2 separate regions of the Homo sapiens genome follow, and region 1 is linked to region 2. A link is an interaction called in ENCODE POLR2A ChIA-PET data of the cell type or tissue named here. Cell type or tissue: MCF 10A. All regions are shown on one strand. Links, peaks and the distances in the headings refer to the core of each region. The heading gives the core; the rest is flanking DNA.

Region 1 (5,387 bases), core at 80-5,079, 86 kb before region 2:
TTGTCCACTGAACTTAGGAGTAACCAACCAGCTTCATTATGTTCCTTGGTTCTCCACATATGGTCAAAGATATTATGTATAGAGTCAGTAAACTCTATGCCTCTCATGAGCATTAAATGCATTTATTTGCATAACTCTCTAAACAGTTCATGTCAATGACTATCAGTGTTCTCCATACTATTAGAAGTCAAGTCCGTAGCATTTTTGGGTCTAATCGTATTAAGAAGCCAACTCCAGAAACCCCAAAACCAATGAGAGAATGCCATCCTTAATATTCTGTTCCTCTAGAACCACTCCTGGTACCAAAATCTGTTTTAGTAAGGGTTCCCTAGGAGGGTAGAACTAATAGGAGAGAGATATATATATAATATATTATATTATATATATATTATTATATTATATTATATATATATATTAATTATTATATTATATATTAATATATTATATATAATATATTAATATATAATATGTTATATAATATACATTATATTATATATAATATATAACATATAATATATATTATATATATATATATAATATATATATTATATATAAATAATATTATATATATACACACACACACACACACATACACATATATATACATATATACCCTATTAGTTTATTAAGTATTAACTTACACAATCACAAGTTCCCACAATAGGCTGTCTGCAAGCTTGAGAAGCAAGGAGAGCCAGTCCAAGTCTCAAAACTGAAGAACCTGGAGTGCGATGTTTAAGGGCAGGAAGCATCCAGCATGGGAGAAAGATGTAGGCTAGGAGGCTAGGCTGGTGTCACTTTTTCACGTTTTCTGCCTGTTTTGTACTCCCTGGAAGCTGATTAGATGGGGCCCACCAGATTAAGGGCACATCTGCCTTTCGCAGCCCACTGACTCAAATGTTAATCTTTGGGAACACCCTCAGAGACACACCCAGGATCAATACTTTGCATCGTTTAATCCAATCAAGTTGACACTCAGTATTAACCATCACAGCCTCTTAAAACTCCACACTAGTGAAATCTTCAAAATTCCATGAGTGGCTATATTTGCTGAGTGATGGTGACTTACTAAGGTTCCAGCCTGAATGGAAAATTGCAAAGGACAAGAGAGTCAGAGTTGAGAGAAGCCACCCTCCTTCCTAGTGGTCACCTCCTTTGTAATCTCAATGGCTATTGGGAGTCTCCCCTGCATCAGCTCACCCAGTCTTCCCAGCAGTCCTATGTGGTAGTTGCTGGTATTTCCATTTTACAAACAAGGGAACTAAGGTCCAGGGACCTTGGCTAACTTGCTGAAGTCGCTCAAATAATAAGTATCAAAGCCTGGGCTTAAAGAGAGAGAGTATGGTTCAGCACTTAAGTTCTTTACCCTAATATTAATGTTGCTTCACATTTAACCACTCATCCAACTACAAGGCGCAAGCCTTCAGCAGCATGATCTCATTAATCCTGATAACAACCCTAAAAAAATCAGTACTACATTTCTTCCATTTTATAGTAGAAAATTAAAGCTGACTAAGGTCAGGCAATGAGCTGGAGGTTCCAATGCAGCAAGTGTCAAAACCAAAATGTGAAGCCACATTTGTCATCTGAGCCTGGCATTTAGACCACTTCAAAATCCTACTTCCCCATGTATAGAGATTATCCCAGAGCCATTAGGTGACACAAGTGCTTAAGACCTAGTTAGTTTGCAAGAAATGAGAGGCCATAATATCTTCCTTGACATGTTTATTTGTTAGGATCCTGATGTGGGGTACTATTGCCTGGCTATGTCCTGGCACTTAGGAAAGGGGCCACGTGTTCAGCTCAGCATATCATGTGTTGTACAATCACCCCCTTTTTGCTATGTGTGAGACATGCACATGACCCCTCCCACTAAGCCTGAAAGGCAATCTGGCTTAGTGGAAAGTACATGATACTTGGAGTTGATCACTGAAATTTAAGAACAAAGCTAGATTTCCTTTGCTCACTGCTGTAAATCTTAATAGATAAACCCTTATGTTCTAGAACCAGACTGCCTCGGTTCAAATCTACTCACAACTTACCCCCTTGCCATTTTGCCTCTCTATGACTCAGTTCTTCATCTGTAAAAAGTGGTTGATAATAATAGCATGTTTATCTCGTGGTTATGAAAACATAAGAAAAACATGTGTGCAAAGACCTGGGGACAACCCTGGCCCAGGGGAAGTGTTGGCACTGAATGCCCTTCCAGCCTTTATATGGTCCCTGGGAAGCAGTGCTTGCTCAGTGCGTATTTCTAAAATGTGGGAATTAACCAGAGCCTGTTCCTCAGCTATAAAGGAGAAGCTACTTCTACCTTCCTCCTGCAGCTGGCTTTTGAGGATTGCCAGTGAAGCATTAGAAAAGCAGCTGGGACCTTACCTGGCATGTAGTTGGTGCCCAGCAAGCTTTCAATGACCCACTTATGATTTCAGCCTCAACTTACTTTTCAGCAAAATGGGCAGGCTCATGAAGGCTCCCTGGTATAATAATGGAGGTCAAAATAGCTGTGTAAGCAATGAAATTCTGTACAAATGTAACTAACATCCCCCACCTCTTCCTCCTCTGCTAGCACCACTCCCTTCCAATCACTCCCTCCCTCCCTCCCTTTCCGGTTGTAAACTGCCCTTCTGTTTCCTGCTGCTTCCTTGCTTCTCCCACCCTCTGTTATTCCTTAGCTGCTCCTGGCCCCTCCTGCCTCCCCTGGATAGATCCTCCAGGCCCAATAAACCTTCCAACTTCTCTTCCCTTGCCCACTGGGCTGCTGGCAGGAAGCCCTTCCCTTCTCTCTCCCCACCCTGTTCCCTTTGGTAACACCCTGTACACATGGGGATTATTGCTCTTGGCAGCAGGTGTCCAGTTGTCAAAAAGACAGATTGGTCTTGGCCAGGAGGAGGTGGGAAGGCAGGTAAGGAAATGAGACTCAAATGGAAAAGGTCCCCTGGCCGGGAACTCTAAGAAATAAGGAGGGTGTGAATGGAAGCCACTGAACCCAGAAGGGTGCGAGAAAGCAAATTACAGATCTTTATCTGGGGTTATCTAGATTCACCAAGGCCCAACTTTTTACCCAGACCACCAAGTACAAACAGGATGCAAAAAAGGTGCCAAGCTAGAGAGGAAGGGGGAAAAGCAAAGGTAAAAGATCACCTACCCTGAAGATTCATTTCTAATCACTTTTGCTTTGCATTTTCTGCCTACAAAATATAGCATAGGATCATCATGAAGATTAAATTAGATAATTACTGTAAGCATAAGGACAGTGCCTGGCACATAGCAAGTACCATGCAAGTATTAGCTAATTGTATTGTTTTTATCATCAGTCATGATAATAATGCATCAAAAGTTCTGAACATGGAGATCACGGATTTTGAAGTCAGAGAGACTGGGTCTTAAATTCTACTTTGTCCACTTCTTGGCTCTGAAAGCTTGGCCCAAGGACAACTTATCTGAGCCTTGGTTACCTAATCTTTGATTATAGCAATATTACCTTCTTTGCCTTGCCTTGAATGGCCCCTGAGAGCTATTTCCTCTCTACCTATGTCTAAGTTGGAGAAATAAAATTAGAGGAGACATCACCTTGTACAGTAACATTCCTGCCCATTGTCCAGGGTCTGTGGGAGTCCAGGGCAGCTTCCTGGGCATGGGCCATCTCTCCCTGGCAGAGACGGTGAGAGAAGAAAGAGTCAGATTGTCAGAAAGATGGGTAAGAAGGGGGCAGTAAGCATGCAGTGTGGCTCTGGTTTCTGGAAAGAACAAAGTTTGGAACCAGAATATCCAGGTCAAATGGCTCTGCCACTCACCAGTTGTATGGCTTTGGGCAGATGATTTGGTCTTCTTGAGCCCCACCATTTTGAAGGCAATCAAATGAAGAAGTATATATAAGCCTGGAGAATTGGTCAGGACTCTCCTGTGGGCAGGGGACAGAAACAAACTCAAAGTAGGTTAAACACAAGATGGGACTGCACTGGCCCCAGCAAGAGTCTGACTGAGGCCGAGTTGCCAAGTCCAAATCACCAGGTTCCCTGACCCATCTGCCAAGCCCTTCCTGTAACTTACTTTCCTACAGTCCTGAGTTCACTCTCCCTCACTCCGTTTTTTTCTATGTCAGTCCACAGTTGTTGCCTTCACAGAGTTTATTCAATTTCCTTTCACTAAAGCTCTGTTTACTTTTGAAGATGCATGCTTTCATTCCACACACTCCACCTCCACCCTCCATAAACTTGGTTCCATGGAAAAGGCAAACCATGGAAATAGAAACCTCATAAACCCCTTGGCCAATACTTTGGCAGATTTTCTTAGAGTTTTCAAACCCTAACCTCTGGTCATTTACAAAGTTTATTCTTCCAGGAGATCAAGCTACATGCAGTGGATGTATATTTTGAGTCCAAATTCCTGAGGGCACCTTTTAGTGACTAACATTTAAACATCATCTTCTTAGGAAGTTTCTGGAAGGACAATCAGATGCAGGCTAACAGATATGACATACCACTTGTGACCCCAGATTCCACTCTGGAAACTTGACCTCAGTCTCCCTGTTGAGCCTTTTTCACTTTTACTTCCTAGTCCATGCCTGACCCACTCCTACCCACAAAAGCACACTATGCAAATAAATCCTGTGTTTCCAGCCATGAAGAGCTATTCCAGGTTCCCCAAACACAGCATGTGCTCTCACCCCTATCCCGATGGGAAACTCTGATTCATCCTTCAACTCTTAGCTCAAGCAAATCCCCCAGGAATATTTGTCCCTTTTCTCTGGTCTCATGACACTTTGACTAAACATATTATACTGTGGCCATTTGTTTGTCTGCTTTTCTTTCTGATTATGAACCTTCAAGGTCAGAAACTATCTTAGTCACCTACTTCCCCCAGCACCTGGTAGAGTGCCTGGTACACAATAGATGCTCAAGGAATGTGTGAAAAATGAAATGCTGGACTGTCTGGGAGGTTATTTCATGTGAATGGGCCTCATACCTCATTTAAGATCTCCTGGTGGAGCTGTCATATTCTTCTTATCTACTGCTGTGTAACAAAACTCCCCAATATGCAGTCACTTAAAACAACAATCATTTTATTATCCCTTAAAGCGTCTGTGAGTTAGGAATTCAGGAAAGGCTTGGCTTGGGGGCTCTGGCTCAGGGTCTCTTCCTTTGGTTACAGTCTGACCGTGGGTGAAGCTGGAACAGGGCCAGGCCAGAGCAGCTGGTAGGTAGAGAGGCTGCAGCATAGGTAAGCATCCCTCTTTGTGGAGTCTCAAGGCCTCTCCATGTTGTCTCTCTCCATTGGCTACTTGGCTTCCTGGCAGCATGGCGGTCTCAAGGCAGTTGGCCTTTTTATATGACGCTGGAGACTTCAAGGGTGAATGTTTCAGTGAGCAAGGCAGAATCTGAACC
Region 2 (5,387 bases), core at 283-5,282:
CCAGACATTTAACCCAGAAGAAACTCGAGATAACTAATAGATGTTGTTTTAAGTCCCTAAGTTTGCAGTAATTTGTTGTGCAGTGATAAAAACTAATACAGCCATTTAAATATTTTGGTATTTATTTTTAGAGGATTAGGAAGTCCCTGGAGAATTTTAAGGAGGATCCAGGAGGGAGTAACATAATCACATTGGATTTCTGAAATCCTGAGGCTGTCATATGTAGGATGAATAGGAAAGGTGCACAGGAGGAAGGCAGAGTCCAGTAAGGAGGTCAGAGTTGATGGTGCTTCTGACAGTAGGGATGGAGTTGGTCAAGAGAGTGGTAGACAGAAAAAATGTTCAGGCAGTAACCAAAGAAAACTCTCAGATCCTTACCTTTTGGAGATATATTTGGAAATGTTTGCTTCAAGATAATCCAGACAGTGGGTAAGAGTATAGATGGAACAAAATTTGTCATGCTTTAATAATCGCTCAGGCTGAGCAGCAAGTATACCATGTTTATTATACTTTTATCTCTATTTTGTGGGTATACAAATATATTGATTTTTAGGTAAAATGTATACACAGTGAAATACACAGATTTTAAGAATTCATTATGACAAATTTTGACAAAAACATATACTTACATGACCCACACTCTCTGATATGGTTTGGCTCTGTGTCCCAACCCAAATCTCATCACAAACTGTAATCCCCATATGTCAAGGGAGGAACCTGGTGGGAGGTGATTGGATCATGGAGGCGGTTTCCTCCCATGCTGTTCTCGTGATAGTGAGTGAATTCTCATGAGATCTGATGGTTTTATAAGTGGCAGTTTCCCCTGCTCTTCTCTCACCTGCCAACATGTTTGACGTGCCTGCTTTCCTTTCCACCTTGATTGTAAGTTTCCTGAGGCCTCCCCAGCCATGCAGAACTGTGAGTCAATTAAACCTCTTTCCTTTATAAATTACCCAGTCTCATGTATTTCTTTACAACAGTGTGAAAATGGACTAATACACCCTCTGTCAAGATAGAGCAGTTCCATCACCCAAGAAAGTTTCCTCCACCCCTTACCAGCCAATCTCAGGCCCCCATCCAGGGTCAACTACTGTTGTTCTGATTTCTGTTGTTGTAGATTAGTGTTTGCCTATTCTAGAACTTCATATAAATGGAATCACACATGTTCTTTCTTGTGTCCCGCTTCTTTCACTCAGTGTAATGCTTTCATGATTTATCTATGCTGTTGTATCTATTAGTAGTTAATTCCTTATTATTGCTAAGTAGTATTCCATTGTATGGCTATCTTAGGTCGTTTAAATATTATCCTATTGATGGAAAGACATATGGATCATTTCCCTATTTTAACAATTATGAATAAATCTGCTATGAAATATGCTTGCGTGAGTCTTTTTGAGTACATATGTTTTAATGTCTCTAGGATGGACTTTCTGGGTAATAAGTAAAGGCATGTTTAATTTTATAAGAAACTTCCATACAGGTTTCCAAAGTGGTGGTACCTTTTTAAACTTTCACCAACAATTTATAAGAGTTCTAGTTGTTCCACATCTCATTTGTATTCAGTGCTGTTGACCCTTTGTGTGCAGGGAAGGGAGGCTGGCTTGTTGATGCCAGCTGTCCATTTGCCTGGAAGTTAATAATGTTGAACTTTCTTTTCTATGTCTATTGGTGATATGAACGTCTTTTTTAGAAAGTACCTATTCAATTCTTTTGCTATTTTTAATGAGGTTCACTGTCCAATGGAGTTGTAACAGTCCTTTAAATATGGGCACAAGATATGGGCATATCTCCTTGTCAGAGATATGTATGGAGAATATTTTATTACAGTCTGAACTTTACCTATTCAATTTTTATAATGATGTCTTTTAATAAGCAGGCTTTAAAAAATAATAAAATTCAATTCAATTGTTTATTTTTGCTTTAGAGTTATTTTTTTCTGTGTCCGCAAGGAGGCCAAGATATTCTCCTATATTTTCTTATAGCGTCATAGTTTTAGCCTTTATTTTTAAGGTTTGTGTATGGTGTAAAGTAAGAGTTGAGTTTCCCTTTTTTATATACATTTATGCAGCTGTGATACATCAGGTGCTACAGTGGTAACCAGAGGGGCCGTTGGGCCAAAGAAAAATATTTTGTTTTGTTTTTGTTTTTATGGTGGTTGTTCAAATGATAGAGATCTCGGTATATTTAAATGACAGTGGGAAGGATTCAGTAGAGGCAGAGAAGGTGAACCCATAGGAGATCAACACATATGGCTCCTGAGGATGGAGGAAGGGCCAGGACACAGAATGTAGGAAGGAAGCATGGCCTGAGATGAGAGGGATCACCTCCTCATGCAAGTGTGAAGAGAGAGCTGAAGGTTTGCAACAGTCACTGTAAAAAATGGAAGGATCCCTATGCAGTTGTTAAGTATGAATTCACAATGATGTTCCTCTGCCTTATTGCATCACTGTTTTTTGTTTTGTTTTGTTTTGTTTTGTTTTGTTTCCTAGCAGTACACACAGTCACTTGAATTTGAAATCAAATGTTTGGATTCATCCAGGGTCTAGGTGAGATGAAAAGTAGAGGGGCAAAGAGTTATGGAAATCATGCACTGAGGTGCGTACACTGGCTCGAGTTGTCTATCAGTGAGGAATGACCATTGGGTGTATGTAAAAGAAGCCAGAAGTAAAAGGGGGCTAAACAACTATGAAAAATGTAAAACCATCAATGTCCTTCTTTACCTTGGTTTCTGTCTTACATGAAAGAAGCTGGAAGTAGACAATGCAAGATGAGTTTGTCACCAAGAACCCAGGTTCATCTTTCTCTTTCACTGTTCCTTGTGTACAGTTTCCAGTCATAAAGTCAATTTGCCACCCAAGATGGCTGCTGGAACTCCAGCCAGCACATCCACGTTGCAGGCAAGAAGTAGTAAAAACAGGAGAAAGGCTGTAAAGGGCACATGCCTGCTGTCTGACAAACTTTTAAAGGGCTGATCTCCTGCAAACCCTACCCAACAACTTCCTGTTACATTTTTGGCTACCCCTACATACAAAGAGGCTGGGGAGTTTAGCTTTTTAACTAAGCACGTTGCCTCCCAGAATAAAATCTGGAGTTTATAATCACAGGAAGAGGGCAATCATAAATGTTGGGTAGGCAAATTACAATTTCTGCAACTGGAGAGAAATTTAAAAATGGTGGAGGTGAATTGGGAGAACATAAAGGATTCAGTGGACTGTAAATATCAATGAAGACCAGGAACATGAAGGATAGGAAGGGAGTTGTTGTGTAATAAAGTTAGAAGGATAGGAGGCTGCTGTAAGAGAGAAGGACTATGAATCATTAGCCCATAAATTAGAGAAGATTCAAGCAATAACTAGATCATGACTGTGAACCCGGGATTTCACAGCACAGGTGGAGTGGAAAAGAAAGTCAGTGGAAGTTAGATGATCAAAGAACTGAAATAATTCCAGGCAAGTCAGGACTTGAGAAGGAAAGAGCAGTAAACAAGGTGTCAATGTGTTTAGGGAATGTCCAAGAGACCAGTAGCTGGCAAAAATGAAGAGGAAGCTGATTTACTTAGGAGGAATGTAACTTAAAGGGTCAAGATTTTTACCAGCCCACCTCCAGACCTGGCAGTATGTGAGAGATTTAAGAATAAAGAAACTTCACTTAAGAGGGCTACAAAGAAGCACGTCTTCCGGGGCAGGAAGTGGATGGTTGTGGAGCTCAAAATAGTAATTGAATATAAAGGGAAGTCAGATTTTGTAGATGTTCCTAGAGGGCAGGGTTCAAGGGACTGGGAGGTATAGAGGCAGAGGACTGCTGCAGATGCAAAGAAATACAAGGCACCCTGTGATTAAACTATGGAGGAGCTCACCGACAGAAGGTGGAGAGAGGCTGAAACTTTGGGAACCAACTGAAAACAAGGATGAAAGTTCAAGTTAAATTTGGTCTCTTTTAGCAGGGTAGGCCCTTGGTTAAATGGCCAGATAACTTGGCTGACTCTGCCAAGAGAGGTTGTGAGCTGCCCCAGGTCTCAAAGTCATATGTGGCAAATTGGAGGCTGTCCCCCGGTCTCCTGATTCTCAGCTCTAAAACACGATCCCACAGTCACAACCTAAGAAAAAGGGAAACGCTCCTCTCATGGGTCTTCTTTCATTCATGTATGTGTTCCAGGGGCCACCACTGTCATTGTGTCCTAGTTGGAGGACATGCCATAAAGTTATGCCCCAGGACAGTGATGGGTCCGTCATTTCCTCCTTCATATGTAGAGCACTTTGCAGAATAGCAAACTAGCAGGAGGCAGGCTTGTCTTCTCTTAACATAGACTTCTTCAGGAAGATTCTTTCTAGGAATTAGGGTCAGGAAAAAAAAATCCTTCCATCTTTGCTTTCATTAAACTATGAAAAATGTAAAACCATCAATGTCCTTCTTTTCCTTGGTTTCCAGGAAATGTAGACTTAAAACTAAAAACCTAATTGTCGCAGGTTCTTGAAATGAAGAACTTAGGTATATCTCTCTTAAGTAATTTCGAACATCTCTTTGTTAAAATGATCCTGTTTTATGAGCTTTAATACTATCAACCACACTTCAAATTCTCTTTCAATAACAAATAAGACATACATTTTATTGCTCAGAATTCAAGAAATTGTTAAATAAGATTACAAAGGCTGGGCGCAGTGGCTCATGCCTGTAATCCCGGCACTTTGGGAGGCCGAGGTGGGCGGATCACCTGAGGTCAGGAGTTCGAGATCAGCCTGACCAACATGTTGGAACCCGATCTCTACGAAAAATACAAAAATTAACCAGGCATGGTGGCAGGCACCGGTAATCCTAGCTACTCAGGCAGGAGAATCGCTTGTACGCAGAGGCAGAGGTTACAGTGAGCTGAGATCATGCCACTGCACTCCAGCCTGGGCAACAAGAGCAAAACTCCCTCTCAAAAAAAAAAAATGAGTAAATAAATAAGATTACATAAAGAGCTCTCAGAAATCAATAGGAAAAATTGAGCATAGTAACAGAAAAAGTATGACAAAGATAAAAATAGGCAATTCAAAGAGGAAAAACAAATGGCAAATAAACATAAAGATATTCAAATGAACAATAAAAAAGAGATACAGATTTTAAAAAATAATAGGTGGTTGCACATACCCATCAGACTATGAAAGATTAGCAAGACTGACAAAACTTAATTTTGGACAAGGTGTTGGGAAAGGGGTAGTCTCATGAGCTCTGGAAAGAGCATGCATCAGTAAGCACTTTCTGAAGGGCAGATATTAAGTGTCAAAACTTTTAATGTATTTTTTGACACTGAAATTCCCCATTTCAGAATGTATTCTATGAAAATCATTACACGAACACATAAGAACATATGTTCGTCACACAGTGTTTTAGACCAGGGAAAGTTA

Evidence for each region. Peaks named below come from ENCODE experiments on the same cell type or tissue, not always from the same donor. Only the 100,000 strongest peaks of a DNase experiment are listed, where the experiment ranks them.
Region 1: POLR2A ChIA-PET joins it to region 2 with 10 read pairs; 3 of 35 experiments call an interaction of 5 or more read pairs at or near these places.

The regions. Positions count from the first base shown.
Region 1 is chr12:105,674,307-105,679,693 of GRCh38, reverse strand. No RefSeq gene overlaps it. Among named protein-coding and RNA genes, the nearest start is that of CASC18, 27 kb to the left of the region's middle. In MCF 10A, for the core only: no CTCF peak of the experiment used is centred there; a DNase peak (open chromatin) is centred at 2,823.
Region 2 is chr12:105,588,727-105,594,113 of GRCh38, reverse strand. No RefSeq gene overlaps it. Among named protein-coding and RNA genes, the nearest start is that of CASC18, 110 kb to the left of the region's middle. In MCF 10A, for the core only: no CTCF peak of the experiment used is centred there; no DNase peak of the experiment used is centred there.